2 separate regions of the Homo sapiens genome follow, and region 1 is linked to region 2. A link is an interaction called in ENCODE POLR2A ChIA-PET data of the cell type or tissue named here. Cell type or tissue: GM12878. All regions are shown on one strand. Region 1 overlaps IGF2R (insulin like growth factor 2 receptor). Region 2 has its middle 12 kb from the start of MAS1.

The links. Peaks named below come from ENCODE experiments on the same cell type or tissue, not always from the same donor. Only the 100,000 strongest peaks of a DNase experiment are listed, where the experiment ranks them.
Region 1: POLR2A ChIA-PET joins it to region 2 with 12 read pairs; 4 of 35 experiments call an interaction of 5 or more read pairs at or near these places.

The regions. Positions count from the first base shown.
Region 1 is chr6:159,987,796-159,992,795 of GRCh38, reverse strand. IGF2R (insulin like growth factor 2 receptor) reads right to left here. Exons shown (of 48, transcript NM_000876.4): 2 at 1,473-1,612. Among named protein-coding and RNA genes, the nearest start is that of AIRN, 17 kb to the left of the region's middle. RefSeq lists an enhancer at 4,726-5,000. In GM12878, no CTCF peak of the experiment used is centred here; a DNase peak (open chromatin) is centred at 2,797; H3K27ac peaks cover 1,836 bases.
Region 2 is chr6:159,876,800-159,881,799 of GRCh38, reverse strand. No RefSeq gene overlaps it. Among named protein-coding and RNA genes, the nearest start is that of MAS1, 12 kb to the left of the region's middle. In GM12878, no CTCF peak of the experiment used is centred here; no DNase peak of the experiment used is centred here.

The DNA.
Region 1 (5,000 bases), 110 kb before region 2:
CATCCAGCAATCCCACTACTGAATATATACTTGAAGGAAAAAAATCATCAGAAAGACACCTGCACTCATATGTTTATCACAGCACTATCCATAATTGCAAAGATATGGAATAAACCTAAGTGTCCATCAATGGATGACTGGATAACAAAAAATGTGGTGTGTGTTTGTGTGTGTGTGTGTGTGTGTGTGTGTGTGTGATTTCATTCTTTTCTATGGACAAATTCCACATGTTGGCCATAAAAAAGAATGAAATCACATGTTTTGCAGCAACATGAATTGAACAATAGCACATTATCCTAAGTAAAATAACTCAGAAAGAGAACACCAAATACCACATGTTCTCACTTATAAGTAGAAACTAAATAATAGGTACACATGGACACGGACAGTGGAATAACAGACACTGGAGACTCAGAAAGGTTGGGGGGTGAGGAATTAGAAATTATCTACTGGGTATAATGTACACTATTCGGGTGACGGGTATTAAAAACCCAGATTTACAACTATGCAATATATCCATGTAACAAACTGCACTTGAACTGCCAAATCTATAAAAATATTAAAATGTTTAAAACACAAAAGAAAATGACAGAGCTACCACAGTAAGCTTCTCTCCCAAATCCAAAAGCCCACCTAGCATCTTCTTCTAGTTATCAGACAGTCCCTAGTCATATACCATCTCTATGTCACGAGCATCCATTGTGGTCAAACCTCATTATTCTAACTGCCTTAGTGAAAGGTCACCACGGACATCCATGTTGCCAAATCCAAGGGCAATGCATTCTGCTTTTCTGTCTGCCCTGCCTCCCTTCCTTCAGGCATCTGCCCTGACTCCACTCTATGTAACCTGGTGCTGATATATTAATCCACTTGGATTCATATTCTTCACAGAAGGATAGCGATCCTGACCCAAAAGGCATACATTTGGGGAATGAAACGAACCCTAGGAAAGAAGGGGCTGCACCTCTTTCTCTGAGACTGCCAATCCTCAGGACTATTTATTTAACCTTTAATGTAAGCCTAACTCCAGTGACCATCTTTGACAGCAGAAACACTGTCTGGGAACTACAGCCAAAGCTGGAAGGTACAAAGGAATGGGAGTCGGGGGAGCACTAAAAGGAAATGTGGGCTGGGGGAGAATGTAAAAACAGGGTTTAAGAAAAGTGTGGGTGAGAAGGGAGAGCCATCTAGGAGACAGCTTTCAATATCAAATACACATCTACATAATTCTTCATAACAGCTGTCTGTATAGTATCCACTAGACAGAACCAACCTAGTTTTAGCTCATACTAGACATTCAAACCGTTAGCATTTTTAACTACTAACAAATGTGTATTATGTATTATAAACACTTATGATTTCTAAACATTCAAAATTTTTGTATCGCTATATACGTATAGCTATACACAGTCATTTTTGCAAAATTGGGGAATCATATTGCCAATCCAGTAATTTCAGGTAGTTCTACTTACCCACTGAATGATAAGTGCGTGTCTTCAAGTCGTGCATACAAACAGCACTTGATGGCCCGCACTGGACAATATCCACACTTCCACAGATGTTGATTTTATAAAGTACATTATTTTTGGTATCAACAGCTTCCCATGTATAACTGGAAAGGAAGAAAAACAACTTGTCAATGTCACTGATTTATCAAAAATTAAACTTCTCTCTAGTTTTATTCAAGCCACATTTGCTTAAAACTGCCACAAACTAGAAAATACACTTTCCTTAGCCAAAAACACTAAAAAGTCAAGTATGTTAAGTTGCAAAGAAGCCAGGGCAGAAACTACTAACACCATCTGTCTGTGGTTCAATCCATTCTGAAGCTACCTCAGGACTCAAAGATTATCAAAATAGAAGTATCTGGCTGGGCATGGTGGCTCACGTCTGTAATCCCAGCACTTTGGGAGGCCGAGGTGGGTGGATCACGAGGTCAGGCGTTCAAGACCAGCCTGGCCAACATAATGAAACCCCATCTCTACTAAAAATACAAAAATTAGCTGGGCGTGGTGGCACACGCCTATAATTACAGCTACCTAGGAGGGTGAGGCAGGAGAACTGCTTCAACCTGGGAGACGGAGGTTGCAGTGAGCCGAGATCGTGCCACTGCACTCCAGCTCGGTCAACAGTGCGAGACTCTGTCTCCAAAGAAAAAAAAAAAAGAAATATCTTACCATTAATTTAAGAATATCAACTCAGATCAGTGTATTAGTCTGTTCTCACACTGCTAATAAAGACATACTCAAGACTGGGTAATTTATAAAGGAAAGAGGTTTAATTGACTCATAGTTAAGCATGGCTAGGGAGGCCTCAAGAAACTTACAATCGTGACAGAAGGGGAAGCAAACACATTCTTTTTCAGCAAGGAGAAGTGCGGAGCAAAAGGGGAAAAAGCCCCTTATAAAACCATCAGATCTCGTGAGAACTCACTCATGACCACGAGAACAGCATAAGGGTAACCGCCCCCATGATTCAATTGCCTCCCACCAGGTCCCTCCCACAACACATGGGGATTATGGGAACTACAAGCTGAGATTTGGGTGGAGACACAGCCAAATCATATTAATCAGTAATTGCTCAAGACTCATGCTGAATATAAGATAGTAATAGCCTTTCCAATCACACCAAAATGCTGAAAAGCCAAAGGATTTTTTAACTCTATTTTATTAAAAAACTAGCTATGGCATGAAAGGCAGCTCCACTTCTGCTTTTACCTCTTAGAGCTACAGTTCAGATCTGAACTCGCAAGACAGAGCTGTGCAATGAGTCAGCTATCAGATTCGAAATCACACAAAATTCACTACACCAAGCATTAACACTCATTGTTCAAACCTCTGGCAAAGCAGATAGTGAGTTATTGCTAATGCATCAATCAGTATACTTGGGACAAAATAGGTGGTTTCCCGGTTCTGTGAAAACAATTATTCTCAAATGTCTACTCTTCCCTTCCCTGGGGAGAATGTTTTGTCCATTTTGTAAAATGGGGATCATCTCCTCAGCAGGAGTAAAAACAGAAAAGGAAGAAAGTGACTTAAAATGTCCTTGCAAAATGCAAAAAATAAAGACCTGGCCAGTGGCTCGTGCCTGTATCCCAGCACTTTGGGAGGCGAAGGCCAGAGGATCACTTGAAGCCAGCAGTTTCAGGCCAGCCTGGGCAACATACCAAGATCCCATCTCTACAAAAATAAAATTTTTTTATTTTCAATGCAAAAACTGTTATTTAACTCAACAGTATTGCTAAAAGGAGGGGCAATAAGTTAAATCAGAATTGCTTAGGCTAGGCCCATCCAGGAGTTGTGGAGGCCCTGGGGGTAAGACCACCATATATATCTACATAACTGTGTTATTCACCCTATGCAGTACTCCCTTGACGACAGAAGCACTCCCTCACAGAAGGAGCCGTCCACCTCCCAGAGCTTCCTTCCACAGTGCACCAAGGCAATGACTCAGCACAAAACCAACCACCAGGCCCCCCCACGTGCCCTCCTCCCCAACCCTGAACTAGTTTCAGCAATGGAGGAGAAAGAGCAGCCCTGGTGGGGTCACTGGAAGACGAGGCGCCAAGAACTCCTAGGTCTGGGAACCCATCAAACCCCCCTGCCAAGAAACCAAACCGCACACATAGGCCTTCAAAAGCATGGAGACTTGGAAGGTCTGATAGCCACTAAGCAGCTACAGACCTGAAGAGCAGGCTGGGGTACTCAGGTGCCCAATCTTAGGGTGATACCCTCGGGGTATGACTCCTCAGCTCAGCTTTTTCAGCAGGAACATGTTAAGAGGTGTCTCCTAGAGTCAAGATGACTCAAGGACATGAGAAAATAACCCAAGTATTACTGGGCACAGAGAAAAATCATCAATAAAGGCTTGTTTCCTTTGCCCTTCGTTAACCTTTATTCATGTGTTTCACAAGTATTTCTTAAGTACTTACTGCGGGAGGCACAGGAGAGTACAGCAATGAACAAAACAAAGACGCCCTGCCCTCTCGGAGTGTATATTCCAGGTTGCAGGATACAAGATAAACAAGTAAACAAAGACTTGGCTACTACTCAGGAAAAATGCTAATCTCTTATTCAGGAGCCATGACTAGTTTCTCCAGGATAACAGAGACAAACTTCAAGTAGCGGCAGTGGCATCATTAAACTATTTCACAATCCTAAGTATATGATATTGGTGCATGAGGGTGTCATTTAAAATGAGTTAACTGGTAGGAATCAACGCTAAAGAGATCCACACGTACCTAAAATGCTATGCTTTTCTTTTTTTTTTTTTTTTTTTTTTTTGAGACGGAGTCTCACTCTGTCGCCCAGGCTGGAGTGCAGTGGCGCAATCTCCGCTCATTGCAAGCTCCACCTCCCGGGTTCACGCCATTCTCCTGCCTCAGCCTCCCGTAGCTGGCACTACAGGCACCCACCACCACACCCAGCTAATGTTTTGTATTTTTAGTAGAGATAGGGTTTCACCATGTTAGCCAGGATGGTCTTAATCTCCTGATCTCGTGATCCGCCTGCCTCAGCTTCCCAAAGTGCTGGGATTACAGGCGTGAGCCACCGCGCCCGGCCTGCTATGCTTTTCTTAAAAGAAATCCACCATTCTTGCAAAGGGGATATCTAAATAAGGTAAAGAGTGTGTTTGCTTGGGGAGCAGAATCAAGATTTAAAAAAGAATAAAATGAGGGATATTGTCCTGATAATCTGGAAATCAGGGTTGCTAGAAAGAAAAGTGTTGCTCTATTCAATTATATTATTTTCTCTACTTGGATTTCATACTTGTTTTGTCAAGATTTATCAAATGTAAGTGGTTATGGGAGTAGGAAAGGAGGAGCCTATTAAAATACTTGAAACACTGACTTTTTTCAGGGGGGTGATTTAACCACTCAGCACAAGGCAGCCCTCCTCCAGGCCTGGCAACCTCAATGCCATTCAAACCCATCAGCAGCACTTGAGGCGAAGGCACCAATATCTCAGAGTTCTTAGTCACAGCTTTAAAATGAAGAATGG
Region 2 (5,000 bases):
GTCTGTTTACCTGATTAAAAATAGCTCTTTGAGGCAAGAGTCATGCCTAACTCATCTAGTATTGGCTGAGCCTAACAGTAAGTTGAATAAATCAATTATGTTTAGAATCGTTACCACAATTTTAAATGCTGGTTATCATTATTTCTTGAATGTTAGTCTAGTTCCTTCAGTTAGACTGTATGTAAGTCATATGGGAAATGAACGACATCAATCCTTCCTTGTGTGCCTGAGAACACAGTAGGGGCTGAACACTGTTCTGTGTTGTTGTTGTTGTTGTTGTTGTTGTTGTTGTTTGGAGACAGGGTCTAACTCTGTCGCCTATGCTGGAGTGCAGTGGCATGAACACGGCTCACCAAAGCCTCGATTTCCTGGGCTCAGGTGATCCTCCCACCTCAGCCTCCTGAGTAGCTGGGACGACAAGCATGCCACCATGCCTGGCTAATATGTACATATATATATATATATATATGTATGTATGTATATATTTTTTTTATAGAGACGGGGTCTCACTATGTTGCCCAGGCTGGTCTCAAGCAATCTTCCTACCTCAATCTCCCAAAGTGGTGGGATTACACGGTGAGCCACCATGCCTGCCACGGCTAAGTGATTTAACAAACATCTGTAACTGAGTAAATTGACTAGAGCCCTTCGCTGACATTTTGCTGAAGCAATCTGTCTCTGTTGATCATAACTAGCATTTAGCAAACCTTTTCCTGAATATAGCATGGTAGAATACTAATAACTTACATACGTTTAGAGGATGCTTGGGACATCTTTGTCATTACTGCTTGTCATATTTGAGAGAGTAAGGACTTGCTAACTTGTTTTTGTAAAGCCAGGATACCTTATCACGGTATTCTGTGCATCATAAAATGTACTTACTAAATGATTTTGGTGGCAGATTACAAAGGTAAAAATGTATCCAACTAGCCTTGCTTCATGTATCTGAAAACAGCCTGCACATCACCCACATTCCACACCATCTGCTGGGCTCATTATTGGTAAGTCAGTGCCCATACATTGCTCTAATGAGGTGCACTCGGCATCTGCAATGAGGAAAATCACAGCTTAATGATTTCTGGCAACTGTTAGCTACTTAAGAGCTATTCAAATACCCAATGTTTAATAATAAAAATTACAGGCGCCACGTACGGGGACTTATGCTTGTTCTCCCAGGGACTCAAGAGGCTGAGGTGGGAGGATCACTTAAGCCCAGGAGGTCAAGGTTGCAGTGAGCCACGATTCTACCACTGCACTCCAGCCTGGGTGACAGAGAGAGATGCTGTTTCTAAAATTTAAAAAAAATTATAGTAGACTAAAACAAAAATGTGTCCAGCCCACACAATACAGCAAAATAAATAAAATAGACCTTCTTAATTTTGTCCCAACTTTAAGCATTGCTCAGGGGAAAGAGGAAAATACAGTCACCTTCCCACGGCTCAGGCTCACCCACACAGTGTGTGGTCTCCGCACAGAAGACCTGTTCCTCCCATGCTTCTCTTTCTTCATTTCCACAGACCTACCGCCACAGAAAGGGAACACAAGAGGACCAGCATGGGGCAAGCTCATCATACTCGCGTTCTTATGAGAATGTGCTAGAGAAGCAGCCTGTACGATTGGCCAAAATGAGACTAAGGGATTTTCTGTGTTCTCCACCGTGCTCTGCTGATAAGGAACATTAACGGTTGATTGTGGGCATCTAGAAGCCACTTCAGGCCACGAACTCTGAGCCAGAAGACACCAGCCCTTATATGGCCTGATGTGGTCTGGATCCATGTCCCCGCCCTAATCTCCTGGCTAATTGTAATCCCCAATGTTGGAAGTGGGGCCCGGTGGGAGGCGATTAGCTCACAGGGGCGGTTTCTCATGGTTTAACACCATCCCCCTTGGTTCTGTCATCACAACAGTGAGTTCTTCATCACACACCGGGGACTGTTGTGGGGTGGGGGGAGGGGGGAGGGATAGCAGTAGGAGATATACCTAATGCTAAATGATGAGTTAATGGGTGCAGCACACCAACATGGCACATGTATACATATGTAACAAGCCTACACGTTGTGCACATGTACCCTAAAACTTAAAGTATAATAATAATAATAATAATAATAATAATAATAATAAAAAAACAGTGAGTTCTTGTGAGATCCCATTGTCTAAACATGTGTAGTACCTTCCCCACCACTCTCTTCCTCCTGCTCTGGCCATGTGAGACACCTGCTCCCCATTTGCCTTCTGCCATGACTGTAAGTTTCCTGAGGCCTCCCCGGAAGCTGATGCTGCCATGCTTCCTGTACAGCCTGCAGAACCATGAGCCAATTAAACCTCTTTTCTTGCAAATTACCCATTCTCAGACATTTCTTTTTTTTTTTTTTTTTTTTTTTTTGAGACGGATTCTCGCTCTGTTGCCCAGGCTGGAGCGCAGTGGCGCGATCTCAGCTCACTACAAGCTCCGCCTCCTGGGTTCACGCCATTCTCCTGCCTCAGCCTCCCAAGTAGCTGGGACTACAGGCGCCCACCACCACACCTGGCTAATTTTTTGTATTTTTAGTAGAGACAAGGTTTCACCGTGTTAGCCAGGATGGTCTTGATCTCCTGACCTCGTGATCCACCCACCTTGGCCTCCCAAAATGCTGAGTTTACAGGCGTGAGCTACCGCGCACAGCCCAGACATTTCTTTATAGTGGTGTGAGAACAGACTAATACCTGGCCTCTCTTCCATAGTGAAGTGGAGGTGAGGGTTGGGTTCCTAAGTGCTGACAGGAAAGGAGTGGATAATGGGGATAATGGGAAAAGCAGAAGACTCCTATGCACAGGGCAAAAAATGAGTGGCCCCATGGAAGTATATCTTCGCCATCAGGGAATCCCCGGAATCCCTGGGGAGAGGTCAGAGTCAGAGGGCACAGACTTGTTGACATAGGTGAAGCCACACTAACCCAGATTCATAGCACAATTCATCCAAGTTACATGCAAATCCCTTAAATAGTTCTGATGCCCTGGGATTGTAAAAGGCATAAGCTGAGCTGAATATTCTAGAAAGCTCTAGAATAGGATAGTTCTAAGATTGGAGACCTTTCCCAAGCGATTCCACAGGCATAAACCCTGCAACGCTGTGTGCTTCTGCCCTGGGCGTGCAGTCCCGACAGGATACCATGCCAGCACACTCTCTGCTTCCCGGGGGAGGTGGGCCCTCCCTGGCAGCTGCTTTACCAGAGGCCAACCTTGAGGTTCTCTCTTCATTGGCACAACAAGGAGCCTTGGAGCCAGAAGGACCGACTGACTGCCTTTACCAGGAGGTGGGGCTTTAAACACCACACTCAGGAAATGGACTTGCTCATTCTTGTTATACCCCAAGATGCAGCAAGGTTGTACGTTCCCCATGTCCACCTCCGACAGGACCTTCACACCTTGAGTTGCTGTGAAGGAGGCTCATCCACACTTGCACAGTGATTCTTGGTGGAGCTGGGGGGAGATCAGCCCACCTAACACCACACGTGGCACTGTGTGTCCAAACAGCAATCCACTTCTCCGCTGTTGACCTTGAGCAAGTTACTTCCCTTTGCAAAGCCTCAGCTTCTTTGTCTGTAAAATGGGGACAATGACGTATCCACCTAATAAAGGCTGTTGGGATAATTAAATGGGATGATGCAAGAAGGACTCCTAGTAAGTGTGGATAAATCTTAGCCATAATTGCATTGTTGGTTCTACAGCTATCGTGGGACATACCAGTGTGGCCCATAGGATATGTAATTTGAAATTCTATCTATATCTTCAATAAGTCAGTCAGTTGTTCTCATAATACAAACTAAAGAATAGGACTCAATAAAGTCACCTTGGTGGCATGGGATGGAGAAAATGGAGGGTGAGACATTGTAGTTGTGTGGTGCTCGCTGTGCAGTACGTTGCTCTACCAGATCACCTAGGGCTGTGGCAAAAGGGCCCCACGCCCTGGGTGGTTTAAACAGCAGAAATGTATGCTCTCATTGTTCTGGAGGCTGGAAATCCTAAATCCAGGTGTCACCAGAACGTTGGTCCTTCTGAGACTAGGTGGAGCCCTTCCTTGCTTCTTCCCAGTTTCTGGGGTGGCTGGCTGTCCATCCTTGGCACTCTTTGGCTTGCACAGTCTCTGCCTTTGTGGTCATGTCATTGTCATCACATGACCATCTTCTTATAAGGACATCGGTCACACTGGATTCATTCAATATGAGTTCATTCTACTCCAGTATGACCTCATCTTAACTAATTGCACCTGCAACAACTTCCAAATAAAGCCACATTCTGTGGTACTGGAGGTTGGGACTTCAGCGTATCTTTTTAGGGGACACAGTTCAACCTGTAACAGGTGCCTTACAAAGCTGAATTGTGTTGGCCTGCTGCACACTGGGATGGCATTGGAACATGTTCTTGAGACCGTGCTTAGGCAGCTCTGGGGAATGAGCCCCAGGCAATAGTGGGTGTCCTGTGAGCCCCGAGTGGTCTCCCTGACCACCAGTACCCTCCCAGACCCCAAACCAGCCCACTGCTGGCATGTGTCCAAGGCAACCAGAAGCATTCCAACATTATTCAAAAATCTCTCATGTATGTTGAGGGATGGTGACTGGGGGAAGAAATGATTTGCAAAGAAAGAAAAGAAACAGTTCTCTGTTGTCATCCTTTTAAAAATGTCTGCTCCTGTTATTTTGAGTAAGGTGGTGGTTATACAGGTATCTACTTATATCAGCAGTCATTGACCTGTACCCTTAAAGTCTGTTAATATTTCTGTATACACATTTTATATCCATAAAAAAAGTCCAGAAAAGAGTAAGAGAGTGGAAAACTTAGGTATAACATTATTAGTCTCTAAGTGTTTTTAGTGGATAGCTTTGCTAGATCAAAAACGTGTAATCAGTATATCAATGGAGGGTGGGAGGGGGTGAGCGTTGAAAAATTACCTATTGGGTACAATGTTCACTGATTGGGTGATAGGTATACTACAAGCCTAAACCTCACCATTATGCAATATA